Regions from separate parts of the Mus musculus genome. Here region 2 is linked to region 1. Evidence: chromatin loops called from intact Hi-C (ENCODE). Cell type or tissue: gastrocnemius. All regions are shown on one strand.

The links. A loop is a pair of places that touch in the nucleus more often than their neighbours do. Peaks named below come from ENCODE experiments on the same cell type or tissue, not always from the same donor. Only the 100,000 strongest peaks of a DNase experiment are listed, where the experiment ranks them.
Region 2: it touches region 1 in a loop (2.5-fold over the local background); 27 of 42 quality-filtered maps call a loop at or near these places.

The regions. Positions count from the first base shown.
Region 1 is chr4:117,710,534-117,718,533 of GRCm38, reverse strand. No RefSeq gene overlaps it. Among named protein-coding and RNA genes, the nearest start is that of Gm34746, 15 kb to the right of the region's middle. In gastrocnemius, no CTCF peak of the experiment used is centred here; no DNase peak of the experiment used is centred here.
Region 2 is chr4:117,766,821-117,774,820 of GRCm38, reverse strand. No RefSeq gene overlaps it. Among named protein-coding and RNA genes, the nearest start is that of Klf17, 5.2 kb to the right of the region's middle. In gastrocnemius, a CTCF peak has its summit at 3,673 (motif pointing right); DNase peaks (open chromatin) are centred at 3,679 and 4,476.

The DNA.
Region 1 (8,000 bases):
AAAGAAACACTTGGGTGTGCAGTAGATATGATTTGTCAGGGACAACAGTGAAAGAGAAAATACTGAGATCTGTCCTCTACAGAGTCAGACAGGAAAATGGTGGTTGCCTGGGGGGCTGTGGGGGGAGGGGAGAATGAAGAGTTACTCCTAGATAGGCCTAGCAGAGCTACCTAGGGAGATCTTGTCTCAAAAGTCAATGGCAAGCTGAGAGTGGAGGCACATGCCTTTGATACCCAGCACGTGGGAGGCAGCAGGAAAGCATTTTTGGGAGTTCAAGGCCATCCTGGTCTATGAAGAGCAAGGAGTTCTAGAACATGCAGGACTAAATAGAGAAATCCTATTTTAAAATAAACAAAGAAATGAATAAAATACCCTCACTACAACAAAATAAAAATTGACATTACAGATCATTTATTATTATTAGTGGTTGTTTGTTTGTTTGTTTTGACAGGGATTCTCTGTATAGCCCTTGCTGTCCTGAAAATCCCTCTGTAGACCTGGCTGGCTTCTAACTCAGAGAACTATGTGCCTCTGCCTCCTGAGTGCTGACTGAGTGAAAGTGTACCAAGATCACCGGGCTACTTATTTTTTGTCTGTTTGTCTGTGAAGCATTTATTTATTTATTTTTTATGTAAGTACACTTTATTGTCTTCAGACACACACGAGAAGAGGGCATCTGATCCCATTACAGATGGTTGTGAGCCACCACGTGGTTACTGGGAATTGAACTCAGGACCTCTGGAGAGCAGACACTGCTCCAAGCTGCTCAGCCATCTCACCAACCTCTACCTACTTATTTTTCAAACCATCTTTTTTTAGTTTTTTTTTTCTTGTTTTTGTTTTTTGTTTTTACTATTTTTAAATTAATTCATTATTATTATTATTTCTTTTGTTTGTTTTGTTTTTCAAGACAGGGTTTCTCTGTAGCCCTGACTATCCTGGAACTACCTCTGTTGACCATGCTGGCCTTGAACTCAGGGATCTGCTTTTCTTGCCTCTGCCTTCCTAGTGTGGGGATTAAAGAAATAGGCACCACTGTCAACCAAATCTGTGTGAACACAATAAAAATATTGTTTGAGAAGCACTGAGGGCGGGACAGCCATTTAGATGGGTGGGGCAGGTTGTTTTGGGGGATTAAGGTAAACCAAACTGTGGTGGCTCACACCTTTAATCCCGGCACTCAGCAGGCAGAGGCTGGTGGATCTCTGAGTTCCAGCCAGCCTGGTCTACAAGGTGAGTTCCAGGACAGCTGGAACACACAAAAAAAACCTTGTTCCAAAACAAAGAAACAAACAAACATAAAACCGAACTTGACAACCAAAACACACAGCATAAATATTCCAAACCAACAGACCTCTAGGTGGGAAGGAAGATGGCTCAGTGGTTAAGAGCCATTTTGTGTGTTTTTGTGTATGTGTGGCTCATAAAAGACTCCAGGTCAAGGGGACCTAACTCTCTTTTGGCCTTCAGAGACACATACACTCATTTTTCACATATCAGGAAACACGATATTATGATTATATAATATATAAAATGTATAATACTTACAAAACTTGTCCAGAGTGGACCCACCAGATGCAGATGAGTATCTGAGAAAACGGAAGCAGGGAGGGAACCTGGTGTACACAGTACAGTACTGCCTCTGGTCTGTAAGCTTCAGGCCCCCAGGAATGCAAATGGATCTGAACTGCTGGACAGGACCTTTAAAACGAAGATTTTTATAGGTCAGGCCTGGTGGCACACATCTTTAAACTCAGCCTGTGGGAGGCAGAGGCAGATGTATCTCTGTGAGTTTGAGGCCAACCTGGTTTACACAGTAAATTCCTATAGAAAGAAACATTATCACACACCAAAAAAAGCCATTTATTTACTTTGTATCTATTTCTTTGAGGCAGTGTCTGTCTACAGAGCCCTGGCTGACCTGAAATTTCCTAGGTGTATCAGGCAGGCCTTGATCCACTTTGCCTCTGACTCCCCTCCATATACAGGAATTAAGGGCAAGTGCTGCCATACCTGCCTTCATTTTATTATTTTAAAAATTGTTATTTTGAGACAGGCCTGGGCAGGCCTGAAACTCCCAATGTACACTAGGCTGGCCTTAAAAATCAGAAGTATTGGGGCTGGAGAGATGGCTTAGCGGTTAAGAGCACTCTCTTCCAGAGGTCCAGAATTCAATTCCCAGCAAGCACATGGTGGCTCACAACCACCAGTATTGTGATCTGATGCCCTTTTCTTGTGTTTCTGAAGACAGTGAGAGTGTATTCACATTTATAAAATAAATAAATCCTGAAAAAACCAGTCAGAGATCTTCCTGCTTCAGTCTCAAGTCTGGACTTGCGTTGTGGTCACCATGCATACTCTCATCCTGCTCTCTATCTGGTTCATGAGTCCTGGCATTCCCGACAGCTTTGAGGCCTGCTTAAGGCCTGAACTAGGACTACATCTTGGAGAGACAGTTGTGATGCTTACAATTGTTTTGATTACAATTCCACCCCACGGGCTCCAGCACAGGCTGCGTTTGTCTCTCAGCACACGTTCCCCTAATACAACCTCTTCAGATACATCCTCTGCCTCACTGCTAGCATTTTTGACCTCCCCACCTTTAGAACTCCCAGCCCCGGCCAGTAACCTTTCCCAGTGAGATTTGAGACTTACCGAAGCAGATCCAGAAAGTGGACTCTGATGGTAACCACTAGCTGATGTGATCTAGGTGGACTGGAAGAAACCCATTCTGAAGAACTGGCTTTGACTTTTATGGGGTCTTGTGTTGGTCACACCCCTTTGGGGGAGGAGCCTAATGATGTGAGTGTCTACCTACCAACCAGTTGTGACCGTGGGATTTTTGAATTTGCTCGAGAGCAGCCTTGAGGCAGTTGTTTACAGCGTGTGTATCCAGAGTCTTTTGGAGGGTTGAATTGCCCTTTCACATATTAGATTCCTGCATATCAGATACACTAGGATTCATTAAGTAGCACAAATTATAGTTTTAAAGTAGCATCAAAATTAATGTTATTAGGCGGGGCAGTGGGGGAACACGCCTTTAATCCTAGCACTTGGGAGGCAGAGGCAGGTGGATTTTGGGGTTTGAGGCCATCCTGGTCTACAGAGTGAGTTCCAGGACAGCCAGAGCTATACAGAGAAACCCTGTCTCGAAAAACCGAATATATATATATATATATATATATATATATATATATATATATATATATAATTTATATCAGATTCTATTACAGATGGTTGTGAGCCACCATGTGGTTACTGGGAATTGAACTCAGGACCTCTGGAAGAGCAGTCGGTGCTCTTAACCATTGAGCCATCTCTCTAGTCTGTGGTGAAAGATTTTAATCCCATATATAGATATCTGGCTCAAACATACACACATGATATTTCTTTGTGTATTCTATAGGTGTGTCCTTGGGGAATTTCATTGACATCCTAGTGGTGTAACAGCTGACTTGAATTCCTGGCACCCTAACAGCACTAGCCTAGGGAAGCAGCCTTCCTAGGTTCCACCAGCACCCCCCCCCCAATCAGGTTTCAGTTTTATGAGCTAGAAAATGGCATTTTTATGCCTAGTGTGTCCAAAATCATGGGCTTCTCATTTTTAATGAATGACTGAATAATTGCATGGCTCTTGGGTCCAGATCAAGACTCCCCAATTCTAGCTTGCTTCCATCCCCCTCTCCCAGTCTTCTCCTATTTTGAGGATCACAGACAGTGTTCCAGTCCTAAGCAACTACTCTACCACTGCATTCCACACACACCTGAGAATGGTTTGGGTTGGTAGTACTTGTTCACTTGGAGAGGGCAAGGTGACCGTTTGTTTATTTGTGATTGCTCGTGTTGAATTTCCCAAAGTGGCAACTTGGGATCTCAGACTTCCTCTTTGTCCAGGTGGACTGCTTAATCCCATCTTTGTACTTCTCTGCAGGTCCACTTGCTGCTTCCTAATTCCTTATTTGGGTGTGGTTTATCATGGCCTTTCTATGTTCTCATTCATGTTATTTCTACTGTTAAGAACATCAGTTTAAGCCAGGCCTGGTGGCACACACCTTTATCGCAGCACTTGGGAGTCAGAAGCAGGCAGAACTGTGTGGGGTTGAGGACAGCCTGGTCTACCAAGCCAATCCAGGACAGCCAGGGCTACACAGAGAAATTTTTAACTCAAAACACCAAAAATAAACACTGCAAAAACAAATGACTGAACAAAAATATCATTGGTTTATTATGGAAGGAAACAGGGAGTCCTGTAAATGATACAGAGGTTACTGTAATGGCTCCTTCATATCTCAGTCCACGAGTGGGGGGGGGGGGGGAGAGACACACCTGGATCAGCAGGACAGCAGCCAGATCAGCAGAGCTGAGTGTTAAGTGAGTCCTTGCCTGCAGACATTTTGTAACAGCTAGACTCATCTGTAGCCTTGCTATGAACTAGGCCACAGCACTGGCAACATGTAGAGGCCATGTCTTGGTGCTCAACTCATGAATCCCCTGAGCAGAAACTGTGGGGAGTCCAGAAGAAGAATGACATCTTCAGAAGGGCTTATCTTGTATTCAGATAACCACTGCAGACAGCTGAAAGCTTAAGCAGCAAGCTGGGTGTGGAGGGGTGTGCTTGCCTGGGATGCCTGCGCTCAGGGGGCAGAGGCTGAGGGAATGTTTGAGCAGGACAGATCAGCCTGATGGCACTTCACAGAACTCTGCAGGGTAAGAGCCAATTGCAACCTGGTGTAAAAAAAAGCACTCATAGATAGTAGAAGTGATATGACAGGCAGAAAAGCCGATCATGCCTAGGGCACTGGGTTCTCTTTCTGCCCAAGGCTGCAACCCTTAGCATTCATCCAACTAGAGGATTATGTACTATCTGTCCTTGTCCCCCACTGACTCACCATTGGCTATAGGAGGAGCTCTGCGCAGTCTCCAAGACCACCATATCAGTGCAACTGGCAAACAGACGTTTCACCTGAGGCTGAGACTCATGCCCCACCTTTCTAGAACACACAGCAGTGAGCTCGAGCACAGGCTCCCTGGCTTAGTGTGTTTTCCCCTCCAGGGTGGCCTCAGCAATTTCTCAATCCTTTAGATGTTTGCTTGATATGCTGTTGCCTCAGGCTGATAAACCAGCCTGGGTCACAAGGATTCTGTACCTGTCTCCTTGGAGAACGTTATGGCCTCAGGCTCTAAAGAGCAGAGGGTGGAATGGAAGAGTTCAGCTCCAGGCTGGGTCACTTAGCTCCAAAAACAGGCAAAGATGTTACTAGGTGAGCCTTAAGGGCTAAACTTGCCCAGGCTATACTTTGTAGACAGGGACCTAGTTTTCTCAGAGAGCTGGAGTCAAGATTGCTAGGTTGCAGGAACCGAGGGATAATGCATATTCATACCTGCTCTGTGAACCAACTGAACTAATATTCATCAGTCAATTTAGGCAGGCCACAGGGTGGATTGCTATATGCAGTCTTTGCACATCTCTGCAGATCCACTTCTTGCTTGTAATTTCTTATTTGATTTTGTTATACGATGGTCTTTCTATATTCTCATTCATTTTATTTCCATTTTTTAAATCATCAGTTTAAGCCAGGCCTTTATCCCAGGACTTGGGAGGCAGAGGCAGCCAGAACTGTGTGAGGTTGAGCACAGCCTGGTCTACAAAGTTGATTCAGGACAGCCAGGACTAAACAGAGAAATCTTAACTCAAAAAGCCAAGAGAACAGGCCTGGAGAGATGGCTGTGAGGTTAAGAGCACTGGCTGTTCTTCCAGAGGTCCTGAGATCAATTCCCAGCAACCACATGGTGGCTCACAACCATCTGTAGTGCGATCAGATGCCCTCTTCTGATGTGTTTTAGGACAGCAACAGTGTACTCATATACGTAAGATAAACAATTCTTTAAAAAGAAAGCCAATTAAAAAACACTCCAAAAACTGAAAAACAAATGAACAAAGAAAAAAAATCATTCATTTATTATAAAAGGGAAGCATTGAAGTCATGTGAATGATGCAGAGGTTTGTGCAGTGCCTCTTCCGCATCTCAGCCCACAGGCTCTGAGAATAGCACCTTCTCTAAGACTGATAAGCAGTGTCTAGAGCTACTGAAATCGAGAACAGAGGAATCTAAAGAGAGAAGCCAATGATTTCAACACAGACCCTCAGTGGCCAACTGCATATCTGCAGAAAAAGAAGTATTTGGAAGGGGGTTGGGAAAGGCCTCAGTAGCTTGGATCATCCATGAATCCAACTGTGACTCTAATTCCCCACCCCCCAGAACCTGCTTTCTTGTGTCTGTTTGGCTTTGAGGTGGTCTTAAACCTCGGCCCTAGTTCCTCTGCATTCATAACTCTACCTCCCCATCCTCCTGAGTTATATGAGTGCCACCACATCCAAGACTCACTCTTGTCTTTTGTTTTGTGAGACACTGTCTCAGTAGGCAGCCCAGGCTGGCCTTGAACTTAACAATGCCTGGGTCCCCAGCTTCACCTAGCTCTTAGGATTTGTCATTTGTTTATAAGTGTATGTGCACATGTGCTATGTACTTGGGGGTGCCCTTGGAAGTGAAAAGAGGGCACTGGATCCTCTGGAGACAGAGTTACAGGAGGTTGTAAGCTGTTCATGGTGGGTGCGGGGAACTGGGCTCAGGTCCTCTGCAAGCACAGCAAGTGTACCTAACCACTGAGCACTGCTCTAGCCCTATCACAAGCTTTTATACACAGTGACCCAAGCAAGTGTCACTTAGTCTGCATTTTCTTAGTGAAGGGCTCCCAGAAGAGGCAGTGAGGGGACAGAAGGGAGAAGGCCAACTGTAGTGTGAGTGCGGGAGTTCTGGATTCTCCCTGGTCCTGCTGAGGGTCTCCAGGTAAGAAGATGGGCTCCATATGTGAGCAGAAGCTAAGGGACAGGCACACCCTCCACAGAAAGGCACAGGGGCTGCCTCTGACTCTGTTGCCTACCTTTGACCTCTTTCCCCTAATTGGGCTGCCTTGTCTAGTCTGCATAGGGGAAGCTGTGCCTAGTCTTGACTGCATCTTGATTTGCCAAGGCAGCTTGATGGTCCTGGGAGGCTTCCCGTTTTCTGAGATGAAAGAGAGGAGATTGTGGTGGGGGGCGGTGAGGGGAAAGGAAGGGATTGGGAGGAGGCAGAGGGTATGCCGTTATTGGGATATAAAGTAAATTAATAGAGTAAGTAATTTAAAAAAGAAACGTGATATGCTATCTAATGAAACAAAACAAACAAACAAACAAACAAAATACCTATGGAACTGAGGGTGTGTGATTTGACCAGTACTTTGCAACTAAATTTCTTCTGAAAACTCTCTCTAGGTGCCACATTGTAGCCATTCTCCAAGTCCCATTCCAAGAGCCCCAATGCCCTGTGTTTAAGTATATAACTGTGTTTGGAGATGAGGTCTTCTTGAGTTAAATGAAGTTACCACTTAGAAAATGCCTGGCGCTAGGCATGTTAGTTACTCTGGAGGCAGAGGCAAGCAGATCTCAGAGTATGTGGCCAGCCTGCTCTACCTTAAGTTCCTGGACAGCCAGGGCTATGTAGTGACACCCTGTCATGACCCACACCCCTAAAAAAAAAAAGGAACAAAGAAAATATGACAATATGACTGGTGTAGGAAGATGAAGTATGTGAGTGTGTGTGTGTGTGTGTGTGTGTGTGTGTGCAGGGTAGCGAGGCTCTGAACACACATGGAGGAGGTAGGCTCTGCACAGAGCATCCTAGGAGAGGCCAAGGCTGACTTCAACACCTTGCCTGTGCATCCTGCCTGCAGAACTGAGATATCAAAATTCAGATGTTCAAGCCAGCCAGCCATCTTATTTTGCTACAGTGCCTGGGAAGACACCTGAGTTCTTTGGATTTTCATGATGGTCTGTTTGTACAAGTGTATCACCTCGAAAGTGACTTCTCACTCTTTTTTTCCTGGTTTTGTTGTTTTGCTTTTTTTGTTTGTTTGTTTAGACAGGGTTTCATTATGTAGCTGTCTTGGCCTGAAACTCTGTC
Region 2 (8,000 bases), 56 kb before region 1:
AGCACTAGGGAGGTTGAACCTGAAGGTTCCTAAGGCCCACTGCCAGCTGGTCCAGCTTCCCGGGCAAGGCCTAGGTCCCAGTGTAAGATCCTATCTCAAACCAGCCAAGGAGATAGTTCCTGAGTAATGACAGGTGAGGCTGCTCTCTTGCCTCTGCATCCACGCACATACAAAGTGGTGTGTGGCTGAGGGAAGAGGAGAGAGAATTCAAGGCCAGCCTGGGCTACATAATGAGTTCAAGGCCAGACTGGTAACTCAGTGAGAGCCAGTTAAAGAAGAAGAAGGGGGTGGTGAGGAGGGGGAGAGAGGGGAGAGGCTCTCTCTTAGAGAAGCCTATTACCCCCCCCCCATGTGTTTACCTCTGAGCAACTCTTCCTCTCTAAATCTCCATGTTTAAGCTATATAAAAATGTCATTAAAGGCCAGAGAGATAGATCATGAGGTAAAGGTGCCTGCTGCCCAGCCTGAAGACCTGAGTTCACCCCCTGGGGACTCACATGGTGGAAGGAGAGAACCAACTTCTGCGAGATGTCCTTTGACTACACACACTAAATAAATAACATTACTCCTTTTGTTTGTTTTGTTTGCTTTTTGTTTTTTGAAGACAGAATTTCTCCGTGTAGCCCTGGCTGTCTTGGCACTTGCTTTGTAGCCCAAGCTGCACAAACTCACAGAGAACTTAGAAGCTAAGTTGCAAGGTCAACACAACAGTATCAGTCAACTAGGTGCTAAATTTTTGCTTTTTAAGATTTATTTATTTATTACATGTAAGTACACTGTAGCTGTCTTCAGAAGAGGGCATCAGATCTCCATGTGAGCCACCATGTGGTTGCTGGGATTTGAACTCAGGACCTTTGGAAGAGCAGTCAGTGTTCTTAACCGCTGAGCCATCTCTCCAGCCCAGATGCTAAGTTTTCAGGGGGTGGTGGCAATGCTTGCTGAGGGATGGAGAGATGGCTCAGCACCTACATGGCAGCTAACAGTGGGCTGTAATTCCAGTTGCAGGGGAATCTTACGCCTTCTGGTTGCTGCAGGTTTGCATTCATGTGGAGCACCCACAAAACATCCACATACCTAAGATACAAACCAAAGTTAGAAGAAAGCTGCCATGACGCCATGCACCTTTAATCCCAGCACTCGGGAGGCAGACGCAGGCGGATTTCTGAGTTTGAGGCCAGCCTGGTCTACAGAGTGAGTTCCAGGACAGCCAGAGCTATGTAGAGAGACCCTGTCTCAAAATTTAAAACAAAACAAAATTTAAGGAAGAGGACTGATCCTCCAGTGGACTAGAGTCTAGTTCATAGCGCCCTCGCCACGAGGCTTATAACTATTTGTAACTTGAGCTCTCAGGGATCTGACATACTGTTTTGGCCTCTGGAGAAACTTGCACGGATGTGGTATACAGACACATAGACACCTGAATAAACCTTAAAATGTGGACATGGAGAGATGGCTCAGCAGTTAAAAGCACTTGTTGTTCTTGCAGAAGACGACCCTGGTAAGGTTCCCTGCATACAGATGGCTCACAATCATCTGGAACCCCAGTTCCCTCTTCTGATCTCCACAGGTTCCAGGCATGCACGTGGTGCATAACACGTAGGCAAAATGCTCTCTCACACACACAAAGTAAATGAATCTTAAAAAAACGTTCAATGTTATCTCAGGTTGCACAGGAAACTTGAGACCAGCCTCGGCTACGTGAGACCATGAGACACTGAGACACCGTCTCAGAAGTGGGAGGTGGGATAGATAAGGACAAAGACAGATTTCTACTGAGAAAAAAAAATGCATTGTAACCAAATTCGAGTCACCGAGGGAGGTGTTTGACATACAAGGGACAGTAGAGTAAGCAGTATATGCTGGAGATGTAGTTGGGAGAGCCACCTGTGAAGGAAATGGGGGGTGAGCACAGCTGGGTTGAAGACAGACTAGAAAGCAAATGCAGGCCCCAGGAGACCCCAGTCACCAGCAAGCAACTCTGGAACAAGCGCTGTCCACGAGAGGGTGTTAAATTAAGGGGGACGAGCTAGCTCAGCCTCTGTCTCAACAGCACCTTGCGCCAGATACCAGACTGTTGGAAGTCATGCCCTTGGTACAGCTGCTATCTGTAGAAGAGAGAGAGGGACCTAGAAGTAACTGGCAACTGCAAGCTGTTTTCTTAGTGCATCCCCTGCAGTGGGGCCACAGTTCTTCCTCTCAGGAGAGGGTCTGGGCCACCCATCCCTTTCTGCCACAGAGATGTGTATTTACTTTGCATATATAAAGAACTCCAAGAAATCAATATGAACTCCTAGGTTACTGAGAATAATAATGACCACCTAAATTTGAACCATTTAACATTTCAAATATCAGTGTAGAACAAGGGTCAACAACTCATGCCCTGTGGGCCAGGCACGTGTTTTAAAGATGTAATGAGGGGGCTGAGGTTGTAGCTCAGTGGTAGAGAGTTGGCCTGGAAAACACACACACACACACACACACACACACACACACACACACACACACACACACACACTCACACACTCACTCACACACACACACACTCACTCTCACACACTCACACACTCTCACACACACACTCACACACACACACACACACACACACACACACACACACACACACACATACACACTGGCAAGAAAGATTTGTTGGCTCACTGTCATGCCCACTTCGCTTCAAAGAGTTTTCAAGCCTGCTTCCATGTTACCATAGGAGAAAAAGAACAACAGGTATTGACTGGCTTGCCGTCTCACAAACCCACAATCCTTTCTGAGGACAGGGGAACAAGGCCTCATACTGCAGCCCAGGTTGGTCTGAAACTCACTATATAGCTCAGAGTAGCCTCCTGCCTCAGCCACACATGTAGGGCTAAACTAGAACACATACTGAAAGGCTGTCGTTAAAAACCAAACCACACCAAACCAAACCACCACCAACAAAACCTACCTAGGCATGGTTGTGCACATCTTTAACTCCAGCTCTTGGAGGCAGAGGCAGGCTGATCTCTGAGTCTCAGGCCATCCTGGTCTACAGAATGAGCTCCAAGATAAGTAAAACCCTGTCTCAAAATCCAGGAAAAATATTTGTATGCTATCTCTCTATCGATTGATCAATCTATCATCTTGATATTGATATTTTTTTTAGAGACTGATATTGATATGAGTTTGAAAGAGGAAGATGTCTAACAAAAGGAACCCTGGTAAATCAGGACAGCACAGGGAGAGATTGAAAGACCCTGAAGGTGCTGGAGAGATGGCCCAGCCCAGAGGTACAGAATACTTTCTGCTCTTGCTGAGGACCAGAGTTGGTCCCAGGACCCACGTCAGGAGGCTCACAGCCTTATAACTGGATCTGAAGGCCTTTTCTGCCCTCCATGGACAACCACACACATAATGTGTGCACTGCACACACAGACATACACATAAGAAATAAAAGATCTTTAAAAAAAGACCTTGTTTCAGAAAAAAAAAAATCAAAACCAAAGAGGAGGAGGAGGAAGAAGAGGAGGAGGAGGGGGGAACAGAGGGAAGGAAGACAGAATAAGGGTGAGGAGAGGAGAGAATGAGAAAAAAGAGGGTGAGTGGCATTTTTGTATTGTTACAAAAGTAGCCTAAACCGTCAAACCTTGAGCGCCCTTGAGACAGCAGCATTCAAAGGCTGTAGTTTAAAATCTGGACGGAAGGGGGCACCATTAAACTAAGGAATCTTGAAAACAGCCCTACTTCTAAAAACTGGTGAAACCAAGGGCCTGCACTAGTCTAAGCCAGTTAGGGCCCAGAGGTGAGAGAAGTAGACAGAAGCCTCATTCGCAACCTGAAAGCTATCTCCAAATGATAACTACTCACTGAGTAAAACATCGTTCTAGCCAACAATCTCACTGGGTATACAAACTAAAGGTCCAGGCAGTTTCCATGCCTAGCAATAGAAGACCAGTACAAAACAAACTTGTATTTTTGGAGATTTTCATGTCTCATAATGCTTTGTCTGAACATTTCAAAAAACCTTGCTTATGCATTATAGTTCTGAAGGTTTTGTGTTTTTGTGGGATTTCTGTGTATATGTGAATGTGTGTGTCTCTGCATCTATGTGTGCTTCTTTGGTTCTTTTAATTTTTTTCTTTTGTTTGTTTTATTCTATTAAAGTTTGTATTTTCTTATTATTCTTTTTAGATGCTTGTTTGTTTTCTAATGAGAGCAAGAAAAGGTGTGGATGTAGTTGGGTGGGGGGGTTGGGGAGAGAAACTATAAGCAGAATATATTGTATGGAAAAAAATCTAATTTAAAAAAAAGTTTTAAAAAATGATAAAAATAAATTAAAACAGAATTTCTGCCAAAAAACAGAACATGAGACTCAAAATAGCCCAAAATGTGAAGAACATTTCCACAGCCCACCTTAGGCACACTGCCAAAGAGAAGCACAACTCACCACACTGGATTGGCTTCAAACATCTGGGGGTGCAAAGAGAAGCTGGACGTGGTGGGCGTGCCCTGAGATACCGGAACTTGGAAGACAGAAGCAGGACAGGGTCATCTCCAGCCTTACAGAGAGCCTTGAGCTAGCCTGGGCTACCTGAGACCCTGCGGCAAAACCAGCCAAAACTCTTGAAGTAGGGCTGGAGATTGCTTCGGGAGGTGACTGGAGAGGACTCAGGGGTTATGAGCACTTGTTTGGACCCCAGGATCCGCAGCAGGCTCCCAACACCCTTCTTCTCATCTCTGCCCGCACTAGGAACACACGCGGTGCACAGAGATGTAAGCAAAGCACACAAATACACACAATACACACAAAGTAAAATAAATAAAACTAAAAAGGAAAAAATTTTAAAAGGAACCTCTAGAGAGTCAGATTGGTGGTAAACTGAGTTTGAAGTCAGCCTGGTCTACACAGTAAGTTCCAAGACAGTTAGGTTAGAGTTATGCAGACTCTACTTCTAAAAAAAAGAAAATAAAACAAACGCACGGAAAAGGACCTTTTCTTTTCGAGAACTCAAATATTAAAACACAAACAGGCATCTTCATACGAAGGGACCAATGAGCACACTAAAGGAGAAAAAGATTAGGAATGACCAAGGGCTGCTTCTTGTGTCAAGGCCTGAGCTCGTGCACTGCGACTCTGGAGCAGGGTGGTGTAAATTCCAGGCCCACAGGGAGATGGAGGCAGGCAGATATGGTAATGGAGACATAGCTGAGAGCTTATATTTGATTAGAGAGTTGAAGTGGGGTGAGAGAGGGAGAAACTCTGGGCTTGGAGTGGGCTTTTGAACCTCAAAGTCTACCCTCGATGACATACCTCCACCAAGAAGGCCACTCAACTCTTCCTAGTCCTTCCCAAACAGTTCTACAACTGGGGACCAAGTATTCTAACATATGAGCCTATGGGGGCCTCCTTTATGATCAAATCACCACAGGATGAGAACTCCAAGATGCAGCCTCATCTTCAACAACAGGATGCAAAGTCAAGCAGGCGAAGAACCAGTTATTTTTTATTTTATTTTATTTTAGTGTACAAGTGTTTGACCTTCATGGATATATGTCATATATAGGGTTAGGGTTCATATTGCGTATATATATATATATATATATATATATATATATATATATATACACACACACACACACACACACACACACACACACACATATATATATATATATATATATACATGCATACCCAGTGCATTGAAGACACACTAAGTGCAAGGTTATTATCCCATGTCTAGAAGACACAGTACATGTGAAGTTATTCACTGCCTTGTCTGAACATTTTTGAAAACCTTGCTTATGCATTATAGTTCTAAAGGTTTTGTGGTTAGCAAGTATAAAATATTAAAAGTGTGGGGGGGAACAGATTCCTGAGGGTTCACTCACAGAAATGAGAGGATACGACTAAAAGAATCTGTATAGTTATGAAATAATTCCCAATGCAAATTTTGCCCTGAAAATAGAGGTGGGGGGGGGGCGGCCTCTGGAGACCGCTCAGTGTGTAGGGGCATTGCTCTTTCAGAGGACTTGAGTTCAGTTCCCAGCGCTACATAGAGTAGTTCATAACTATCTGGAAGTCCAGCTCCAAGGATCTGACTCCTTCTTCTGGTCTCTGAAGACATCTGCACACGTACACACGCACAGGCACACCCGGGGACTGGAGAGATGGCTGAGTGGCCCAGTGCATACATTGCTCTTGCAAGATCAGTTGGGGCTTTTTCTTAACTGTCTAGCCCTCTCTCCAGCCCTACTTCATGGTTTTCTTTCTTTTTTCAAAGTTTTTTTTTCCCCCTTTCAAATCTGATCCTGGGGGCTGGAGAGATAGCTCAGCAGTTAAGAGCACTGACTGCTCTTCCGAAGGTCCTGAGTTCAACTCCCAGCACCTACATGGTGGCTCACAACCATCTGTAACGACGCCCTCGAGTTCTGGTATGTCTTTAGACAGCTACAGTGTACTTACATATAATAAATAAATAAATCTTTTTTAAAAAAATCTGATCCTGACAGAAAAACCCTTCAATTTTCAGGAAAAATAGGAAGCAAAGAAAAAAATTTTTGGTTGGGCTTTGGTGGCGCACGCCTTTAATCCCATCACTCAGGAGGTAGAGACAGAATGCTTAAGAGGCTAGAAACTAAGGAAAAGAAAAGGTTTTTGTTTTGTTTTGCTTTGTTTTGTTTTTGTTTTTGTTTTTCGAGATAGGGTTTCTCTGTAGAGCCCTGGCTGTCCTGGAACTCACTCTGTAGACCAGGCTGGCCTCAAGACTCAGAGATCTGCATGCCTCTGCCTCCCAAGTGCTGGGATTAAAGGCGTTTGCCGCCAAAGCTGCCGCCAAAGCCACCACCACCACACCTGGCTTAAAAAAACACTTCCTGCTAGCACCTTCTACAAGACATGATTTCTGTTTTGTTTATCCCACTTAAAGTATTAGTGTAGCTCCTTTGGGTTTTTGGGGGGAGAGGGGGCAAACTTGGATTTATATAAGTTCTCATTAGTCTTCATAAGCCAATGAAAACAAAGGTCCTTAGGTTTAGTAGTCCCAGGAAGACAAAAAATCCGCAAGGTGTCCACAAGTAGGGCTTATTTCCTCCAAGGCCAAAGCTTCCTGTTTATTCCCTAATCATGTGACAGACTAAAAACAAACAAACAAACAAACAAACAAACAAAAAACCGTGGTCTTGGTCACAAAAGGCTTCTCTTCCTCCCAGAGGGCATAGAACAGAGGGCACAAGTCTTTAAAGCAACATCGCTAATGACAGCAACAACAGTAGCCACGAGGTTTAAATGATTTGATCAGACAATGCAAGCCACAAGTCATAGGAGGGTGAATCTGAGGTTAGCCTGGGTTACAAAGTGAGAGTCTCAGGGGAGTGGGCGGGCGGGGGGGGGGGGGATGGGAACAGCTTGCTAGAGCCTGATAGTGCATGCCTTTAATCCCAGCACTTGGGAGGCCGAGGCAGGTGAAACTCTTGAGTTTAAGGCCACACCTGGTCTACAGAGTGAGTTCCAGGACAGCCAGGACTACACAGAAAAACAAACAAACAAGAACAAGGCCAATAAAGAAAAATGGATGTTGCTTAAAGCTCCCCCTCTGTCTAACCGCCTGGCACTGATCATCACCCGCAGGCCAAGCCTGGCCCAGGTGTGTGACCTGAGCCCTCTCCTCTTCATCCTCACAGCTTCAAGTCTGATACCTTCATCCCATCCAGATTTGCTTCCCAATCAGATGCCTCAGAATATCCTGCCTATAATGAATCCATCCCTACAGAGTGACTCTCTGTAAGTGTTCTCTGCAAACGGAAAGGGCACCCACCAGCCACCGCCCAGGGACTCAGGGAAGTGCCCCTCTCTGTCCCCCAGTTCTCTTCCCCCATCAACTCAGTAAAGCACTAACTTCTGCTCATCACCTGTTATCTTAGAATGTCATACACTGAGCTGGGCGTGGTGGTGCAAGCCTTTAATCCCAGCACTTGGGAGGCAGAGGCAGGCAGATTTCTGAGTTCGAGGCTAGCCTGGTCTAC